Regions from separate parts of the Homo sapiens genome. Here region 1 is linked to region 2. The links are chromatin contacts, found by Hi-C in ENCODE. All regions are on one chromosome and are shown on one strand. Each heading gives the region's core, a stretch centred on a gene start or an enhancer-like site at or near the end of the contact. The rest is flanking DNA. Distances are from core to core; before and after follow the strand shown. Region 1 overlaps IFT122 (intraflagellar transport 122). Region 2 overlaps IFT122 (intraflagellar transport 122).

Evidence for each region. Hi-C counts contacts between places; a loop is a spot of excess contacts on that map. Pooled maps may share reads with other maps.
Region 1: a loop to region 2 is called in a map of cardiac septum, with 10 times the contacts of the local background. The contact joins two enhancer-like sites. A Hi-C loop is called at or near these places in 3 of 168 maps with a recorded cell type or tissue (cardiac septum, heart left ventricle and left cardiac atrium) and 3 of 50 pooled maps.

Annotation. Positions count from the first base shown.
Region 1 is chr3:129,501,488-129,505,524 of GRCh38, forward strand. It overlaps IFT122 (intraflagellar transport 122), which reads left to right. Exons shown (of 30, transcript NM_052989.3): 20 at 1,224-1,395; 21 at 2,832-2,934. Among named protein-coding and RNA genes, the nearest start is that of RHO, 25 kb to the right of the region's middle. Within about 2 kb of position 1,669, at least 2 of the 41 ENCODE cell types and tissues checked have a DNase peak (open chromatin) inside an H3K27ac peak, as active enhancers do.
Region 2 is chr3:129,467,842-129,471,983 of GRCh38, forward strand. It overlaps IFT122 (intraflagellar transport 122), which reads left to right. Exons shown (of 30, transcript NM_052989.3): 9 at 1,501-1,576. Among named protein-coding and RNA genes, the nearest start is that of IFT122, 30 kb to the left of the region's middle. Within about 2 kb of position 1,535, at least 2 of the 41 ENCODE cell types and tissues checked have a DNase peak (open chromatin) inside an H3K27ac peak, as active enhancers do.

The DNA of each region.
Region 1 (4,037 bases), core at 419-2,918, 34 kb after region 2:
TTTTTTAAAGACAGAGGCACAGATTTTGTTCCCCACATTATTCTTTAAATGAAGGGGTTCATATAGAAGAGAGCCAGGCAGATTTAGGGTGCTCTGTTCTCTCTTCTGGTTTTTCTTGTCACTTTCATTTGTAAGTGCTATAGTATCAGGTTACCCTGAGGGTACTTGAGTAATTCAAGAAACACATTAAGCATGTTCTGCTTGCTTTCCAGATGTGGCTATAAAAGGTGTCTTTCCTCCAGGGACGTTGGGTGTGATGGGTGGGAAGGTTTCTAAGGCTGTAAGGGCTGTCTATGCCACCTTTCCCTAAAAACGTGTCCTTTTTCTGCTGAGCAGTGTTATTTTTAGATGCCATTATTATTCTAAGTGTAGACTGACAGGCCTCCGTGCCTTGCCTGTCTCCAGACAGGGATTCGTTACAGCTGCTTCTCCTTCCTTTCTCACCAAGACTAGCCTGGGTAGAACCCTTTCTCCTGGGAGAGTTAGTTTGACTCCAAATTCCAGCCTGACCAGAGAGAACAAGCGCATTCTATCCAGGCCTCATGTCCCCATGAGTGATGGGAGGGCTGCTCACCATGGGGAAGCAGTGGTGAGCCAGTGGGTCCCTGCAGCTCCTCCCTCTTTGGTCAGCACGTTGGCCAGGAGGACAGGGAAGACTTCCTGCAGGCCTTTGTCCAGAGCTCAGAGCAGGCCCCACACTCACCTCTTCCTTTAGAGGGCAGTCATTGAGGTATTCTTATGCCTTGGCATCCACTTTTCCGTGAGAATTCCTGCACCCGTGGTGGAAAGAGTGCTGGGCCCAGTCTTGGGCTGGGTGCTTCACCTTCCCCACAGACTTTATTCTTCTCATCTGAGAGATGGAAATAATCATGCCCACCTCTTAGGGTGGTGAAGATTCTGATTTCACGCATGGGAAAGCTCATGGCGTCATCTGGGTACCTGGTAGGGGATTAGGAGATAATTGTTTCTATACCCTGCTGGATAGCTCAGTGACTTCCGAGAAAGACACACAAGGTGGCTGACAGGATCCTGTAAAGGCCACCTCTCCCAGATCCTGGTGATGTTTCTGGAGTGTGTATTCATGCATTTAATAACTACCCACTGAGCAACTCCCATGGGCCATGGCATAGTATCAACACTGGGGACCACAGAATGAATGGACATACGGCTTGCCGTTGACAAGACCCAGAGCCCACCCTCCTACCTGCCCCTTCCCTCTCCAGGTTGATCGACATCGCCCGCAAACTGGACAAGGCTGAGCGCGAGCCCCTGCTGCTGTGCGCTACCTACCTCAAGAAGCTGGACAGCCCTGGCTATGCTGCTGAGACCTACCTGAAGATGGGTGACCTCAAGTCCCTGGTGCAGCTGCACGTGGAGACCCAGCGCTGGGATGAGGTGAGGGGAAAGCAGGCCTCATGGGCTGGGGCCCCACCTGAGCCCTGGGACACAGGCGGGTGGGTACAGGGGCCCTTTGGGGTTCAGATGGAGAGAAGCTGCCCTCGTGATGGAAGGAACATTGGGCTGGCAGTCAGGTAACTTAACCTCGAATTCTCTGAGCCACAGAATCGTGGAGGGCCTTTCCACTTGTCCCTTCATTCAGTCATTGAGAAAATCGTTACTGACAGCCAGCTCTGCCAGGGTGGTGACAGGCACCGGGGATGTTAGTGTGAACACGACAGCTCCAGTGCCTGCTGTTGGGCTGAGCTGCCTCTGACCAGCACCACAGGCTCAGACACATGGCTGATGTGGAGATGCACCTGCGTGACATTTAAAACCTGCTGGGTAGCATTTTGGCAGAAAGCACCATCTGTGCTTTCCAGATCCAGACTGTGAGAGCCATTTCAGGGGCCAGTTTTTTCCCTCCCTTCTCTGCCCCCACCCCACAACCACTACTTCTCTCTGGTGTCAGGGGCTGTAAAGAATTAGCCAGGTCAGCGAGAAAGGTGGCCAGCCTCAGGCTGGCAGAAGCAGCTGATGCTGCCCCTTCTATGGCTCAACCCCCACCCTCCAGCTCACTGGCTCCCTGTTCCCTGCAGAGAAATCCATCCCCGAGAGGATTAGGAGCTGTGCCAAGATCCTCCCCCGACTCACCCACCCACCCATCATGGTCCATTTTAGAGTGAAAGCAAAGCCTTCACTGAGAGGAGCCGTCTGACTGTTGTCTGCTCTCTGAACAGCTCCATTGGTGAGGTGATGAGGTCAGTCATGAGAAAAGGTGGGGCTAGGGACAGAGGCAATGGTGGCTTCTCAAGAGAAATTTATTAGATTTCCCAAGCAGCATAGATTAGAGCATCTTAGAATGACTCAGACCTCGCTGTGCATCAGGCAGACTTTCTCACCATGGCTCATGTCCGGTTCTCCTGGCCTGACAGGTGGTTCTGGGGCTTAGGTGAGAAGCAGTCAGTGGGTCCATACAGCACGAAGCCCACAGTCATCTTTGACAACTGATAAGAAGTGGTGATGATGATAATGTCAATTCTGTTTCCTTAGGTGTCGCCCGCAATTAAAAGAAATCTGTTTGCAGCACTACAGGAGCCCACGCAAACCCTCAAAATAAAATGTTTCCGATTCTGTGCCGCTTCTGTGGTCCAGAAACAGACTGTGTTGTTACTGAATCCAGTCGCTTGCATATTGCTGTTAATTGCCTTTTGTTTTCGAAGAGCTGATTTGTTTTTGCATTTCTGTGGGTAGTTTTTTGGGGGAGGCACTCTCCCCCTCTGAGTTGTCAGGCTGGCAAAATATGATGTCCCTAATGGATTCAGCCAAGTACAGTGTTTTCATGGGGGCTGCAGGGGCAGCTTTATTAAGACTTCATTTGCTCCTTCCCCCAGGCCTTTGCTTTGGGTGAGAAGCATCCTGAGTTTAAGGATGACATCTACATGCCGTATGCTCAGTGGCTAGCAGAGAACGATCGCTTTGAGGAAGCCCAGAAAGGTAGGCAACACAGACTGTCACCTTCTAGAAGGAGCAGGAGAAGTTACTGCCAAGACATACATTTCAGGAAGGCTACCAAGCCCTTCCCATCTGTAGATCCCAAGATAGATGACTTCATCCTGGGGATGTGATTGTTTGGTGGTGAAAGACTGTGGAGCATGGAAAGACCATTGGCCTTGGAGTCACACCCTCCTGGGCCACACTCACTTGCCACAGGCCCTTAAGAGGTGCTGCCTCCTCTCCAAGCCTCTGTGGTTACTGAGCAAAGTGCTGTGCACTGCAGTGTATCTTCCCGTTTAATCCTCGCAACAGCCCTATGGTATAGCTACCATCATTATGATTCCCATTTTGCAGATGAGAAAACTGAAGGGTAAAGAGGTGAAGAAATTTGCCTGAAGTTTCATAGCTAGGAAGTGGCAGGGAGGTAATGTGAGCCAGGGTACCATGAGGACAATAAGGGAGGATTGCCACACAGTGTGAGGCATGGTCTCTACTGAGAATAGAAACTCAGCTTCTATTTCTGGCTCAGATAAACGGGTGACTTCTGCTCCTCAAGAATTCTGTTGGTAAAATGGGCTGCACACAGCGTACAACAGCATCTGAAATAGGAGTTAAAGCAAGTATAGAACTTTCGCTGATGTTATTAATCATATTTTTTAAAGTTGACTTCCCTCTCTGTGTCAGGCCCTGGCTGAGCACTTAACCTATGTAACCTTGAATCTTGCCAACAGCTGTGCAAGGACGAAGAGGCTAAATGTGCCATGCCAAGTCACAAATCTAGTCAGCAGCAGAGCCAGAATTGGACCAGTACCTCTCTGACTGGGGAACCTGATTTTTCTGTTTTGCTGCCTATTTAGCCTTCTAATGGAAGTTGGGTGTTTGATGTTCCATAGCATCTGATTTACGCTTCTATATGGTAACCGTTGCCCTCTCTGGACACATTGCAGAACAAATGTCTCCCTGTTGGAGCCCCTCAACCGAAAGCCCTCATTGAAGGTTAGCGCATTCTCTGCTGCTTCAGCATTTCCAGAGCACCCAGTTGCTGAAGTATCTGCATGTTTGGGCAAAACACATCAACCTATCCATCTGTCTGTGTCTGCCCT
Region 2 (4,142 bases), core at 285-2,784:
GGAAGTGGGGACCAGTAAAGGAGGAAGGTATGGCTTTGGGTCCCCATCTCAGTGCCTTTGATTGTTTCAACATGAGTTTTTGTTTCATAAAGAATCCTACTGCCCCAGGAGGTAAAAGGGGGTTGAAAATCACTGATCCATCTCACAGGGACTGAGCCCAGCCCAGAGCCATATGTGGCCTCCCCAAGAGGGCTCACTGGTGGGCTGGGCTCCTGGATTGTGTTTGGACTTTGGACATCAGTGCCAGTCACACAAAGGTCATCTGCAGGCTCCCTCATTAACATCCCTCTCGGTCTTTGTCTCTTTTCCCTTAGTTTTGGGTTAGTGCCTATGACATTTGCCACTCTTGGCTGGGTTTTACAAACAAGGCTTTACCTTGCCTGCCTACATATCCAGTGGTGCTACCAGGTTACCACAAGACACTGGGATCAGAAAAGCTGGAATTAATAAACAAAGAGGCAACATTAGGTGGATTAAGACCCAGCCTCAAGGGCTAGGAATGCTTTTCTTTTTTTTTTTTGTGACAGAGTCTGGCTCTGTCACCTGGGCTGGAGTGCAGTGGCACGATCTCGGCTCACTGCAACTTCCGCCTCCCGGGTTCTAAGCGATTCTTGTGCCTCAGCCTCTGGAATAGCTGGGATTACAGACACGCGACACCACGCCGAACTAATTTTGCATTTTCAGTAAAGATAGGGTTTCCCCATGTTGGCCAGGCTGGTCTAGAACTCCTGACCTCAGGTGATCCACCTGCCTCAACCTCCCAAAGTGCTGGAATTACAAGCGTGAGCCATCACGGGCTGCCGCTTTTCTCTTGAACTAGATTCCCAGGTAGCTTGCTCTCCAGCCTCAGGCAAGGGAGTTTCTCCTGTGTGCTGGTCCTACAGTCCCAGCCCCACAGCACTGATCCCCATAGGTTCTCAGTTTCAAAGACAGTTGTTTGTTTTCAGAGCCCATTGCTCTTTTTTGAAAATTAGATTCAGTCAGAAACCATTTCACCTGTGCAAGGACCCCCGCCTGCAGGAGAACCTATTTTTAGGTGTTAATTTTCTTTCTTCAGGAAGAGCAAGCAAGTTTCCCTTCTATTAAAAAATGTCTTTGTGCTGCAAGAGATGTTTCTCTGCCATCTCCCCACATTTTCTAGTATGTAAGAGAAAAGCAGTCTCAATATTGCAGCCTTGCCTATCTTAGTGTTGCTCCCCAGTAAGCTCTGAAATGAGAGGTTTATCTTCTTCAGCTGCAGCAGTGTCCCCAGCACCATAAGGTCATAGCAGGGGACTCAGTGAAACAGCAGATCCCAGGAAGGCTGAACCTCAACTCTGCTTCATCCCGTAAGACTGATTGATGGGTTGGGCCAAATTATAACTTTTGGCTTCAGTAAAGCTGTACAACATTTGGCAACCTGAGGCCAGGACTTCCTTGTTCCTGTTGTTTAAGCCCTTAGAGCTATACTCATCAGCAGGCTGTGGCCCTTCATAACCTCTTTTATCTTCTGTTGATTAGAGAGGAACGTAATGACATCCTGGCTGTGGCTGACTGGGGACAGAAAGTTTCCTTCTACCAGCTGAGTGGAAAACAGGTATGTAGCCCTGTACAAATCCAATTGCAGTCATGCCTGTTATATTTTCATTTTCTGAGATTCTGTTACTATTAATTATACATTATCATTGTTAGTTCCTGCTTATTGAGCATTTGCTGTGGTACCAGATACTGTGCTCACTGCTTTGCATACTTTATCCTATTTTATTCTTATAAAACCCAATGAAGTGGGTACTACTTTCCTTATCAACTTTTTAGAAATGAGTAAACCAGAACTCAGAGCAGTGAAATTATATGCCCAAGATCTCACACAGCTAGTAAATGGTGGAGCCTAGGAGTTAAACCCAGGTTGGTTTGACTTTAAAATCTAGCTCTTAATTTTGACCTTACTTTCCTCTATTCGCTTTCTTTCATTCAACCAGTATTTATGAGTACCCACTCAGGAAAGCCCTTTCATAAAGGAGCTGCTGACATAGAGCTGGGAAAGTGATAGCCTCTACCTGCAAGAGCTCACAGGCTGGCGGAGACACACTTGATAGCAAAGAGCCCCTGTGTGGTGTGGTATGTGACACAATAGAAAGCTGTACAGATAGACAGCTTTTTGGGACACAAAAGAGGGTAACATCACTACTTGGTAGAGATGGGAGGTCTTGTTAGAGGTTATCTTTGAGCAGGCCATCTTTGAGTTAGGCTAAGGACATTGGGAATGGTGTTTCAGGCAGAAAAAAAAATAGCATGTATCAAGGCAGGAAGGAATGAAAATATATGACAGTTCAGAGAATGGTGAGTTGTACAGGGTGACTGCATCTCAGAGTTTGTGACCTGAAAACAGAGCTGAAGAGGAACATGGGGGTATGATTTTTTATTTATTTATTTATTTATTTATTTATTTTTAATTTTTTTCGAGATGGAGTCTCACTCTGTGGCCCAGGCTGGAGTGCAGTGGCTCAGTCTTGGCTCACTGCAAGCTCCGCCTCCTGGGTTCACGCCATTCTCCTACCTCAGCCTCCTGAGTAGCTGGGACTACAGGCGCCCACCACCACGCCTGGCTAATATTTTTTGTATTTTTAGTAGAGACGGGGTTTCACTGTGTTAGCCAGGATGGTCTCAATCTCCTGACCTCGTGATCCGCCCGCCTCAGCCTCCCAAAGTGCTGGGATTACAGGCATGAGCCACCACGCCCGGCCTATGATTTTTTGTTTGTTTGTTTTGAGACAGAGTCTCACTCTGTCGCCTAGGCTGGAGTGTAATGGCTCAATCTCGGTTCACTGCGACCTCTGCCTCACGGGTTCAAGAGATTCTCCTGCCTCAGCCTCCTGGGTAGCTGGGATTACAGGCATGTGCCACCATGTCCGGCTAATTTTGTATTTTTAGTAGAGACGGGGTTTCTCCATGTTGGTCAGGCTGGTCTCAAGCTCCTGACCTCAGGTGATCCACCTGCCTCAGTCTCCCAAAGTGCTGGGATTACAGGCATGAGCTGCCACCACGCCTGGCTGGAGATGTGATTATAAAGGACCTGAGTAGTGTGAATAAGAAGTTTGAACATCATATACTGTAAGTATTCAGGAGCCATAGGTGGCAGGAAGTGGCATCACAGATTCTTGCTTCAGAAGAATAACTTGTTTCCATGGAGGGTGGATTAAAATATAGAGAGCATGGTAGTAGGATGACTTATTAGTAGGCAGGAAATGCCAAGGATTAGAGTAAAGGTGCTGGGTACAGATTTCACACCACAGCCAAGCAAGTGAGAAATGCAACCTGTGCAGTGAAGCCTTTAATTGCGTAGCATCCTTATTCCTCAAAACATGTCATGTAAGAGGGAAGAGTTTTAGATGTGTGTAGCCCAGCTTTTGGGCCATTTCTTCTACCCCTGCCTTACCATTGGTCATTTCTTTTGTATTCGAGTAAAGAAAAGATAAAGGGAGCAGATAATGAAGTATTTTCTCAGTTTCCCATGGCTGATTTCCTAAAACTCTCATTTTAATTAACTATCATCTAGTTTCCCTGGCCCTCTCTATTCATCTGCTTAATGTGTGTACATCATCATTCAACAGATACTTATTGGCACACCTACTGTGTACGAGGCACTGGATGTGGGTACTGAAGACTCTTGGGAACAAATAACCACACTGCAGTGGGAGGGAATGGGGTCTTGTTGCTATGGCCACAGAAGAAAAGAGCTCAACATGGCCGAGGGCCACAGGAAATATCTTGCATGTATGCAGCCCCAGAGCTCATGTTGTGGCCCAAAGTTTCTGCACGATGAGCAACCTTAACCTGCTGAGATGGTAACCCCAACTTGTTTGGGACAGTAAAATTGTTTTCTTGCTGGGTGTCTTCCCTTCCCAATCTAGGAAGATTTAGAATTCAATATAGGATGATGAAGTAAATCAAACCCATACTTTTGTGTTAGTCTGAGGTATAATTTGTGTATTTTTGTCATTTGAAGTGTTAGTAATACTTAAGGGGATCTGGCTTAATAATAATAATAGCTAACATTTATTGAATTCCAGGCATTATATAAACTCTTTACAAGGATTAACTCTTTTAATCCTTATAACAACCCTATGAGGTAAATACTGTTATCATCACCATTTTACATGTAC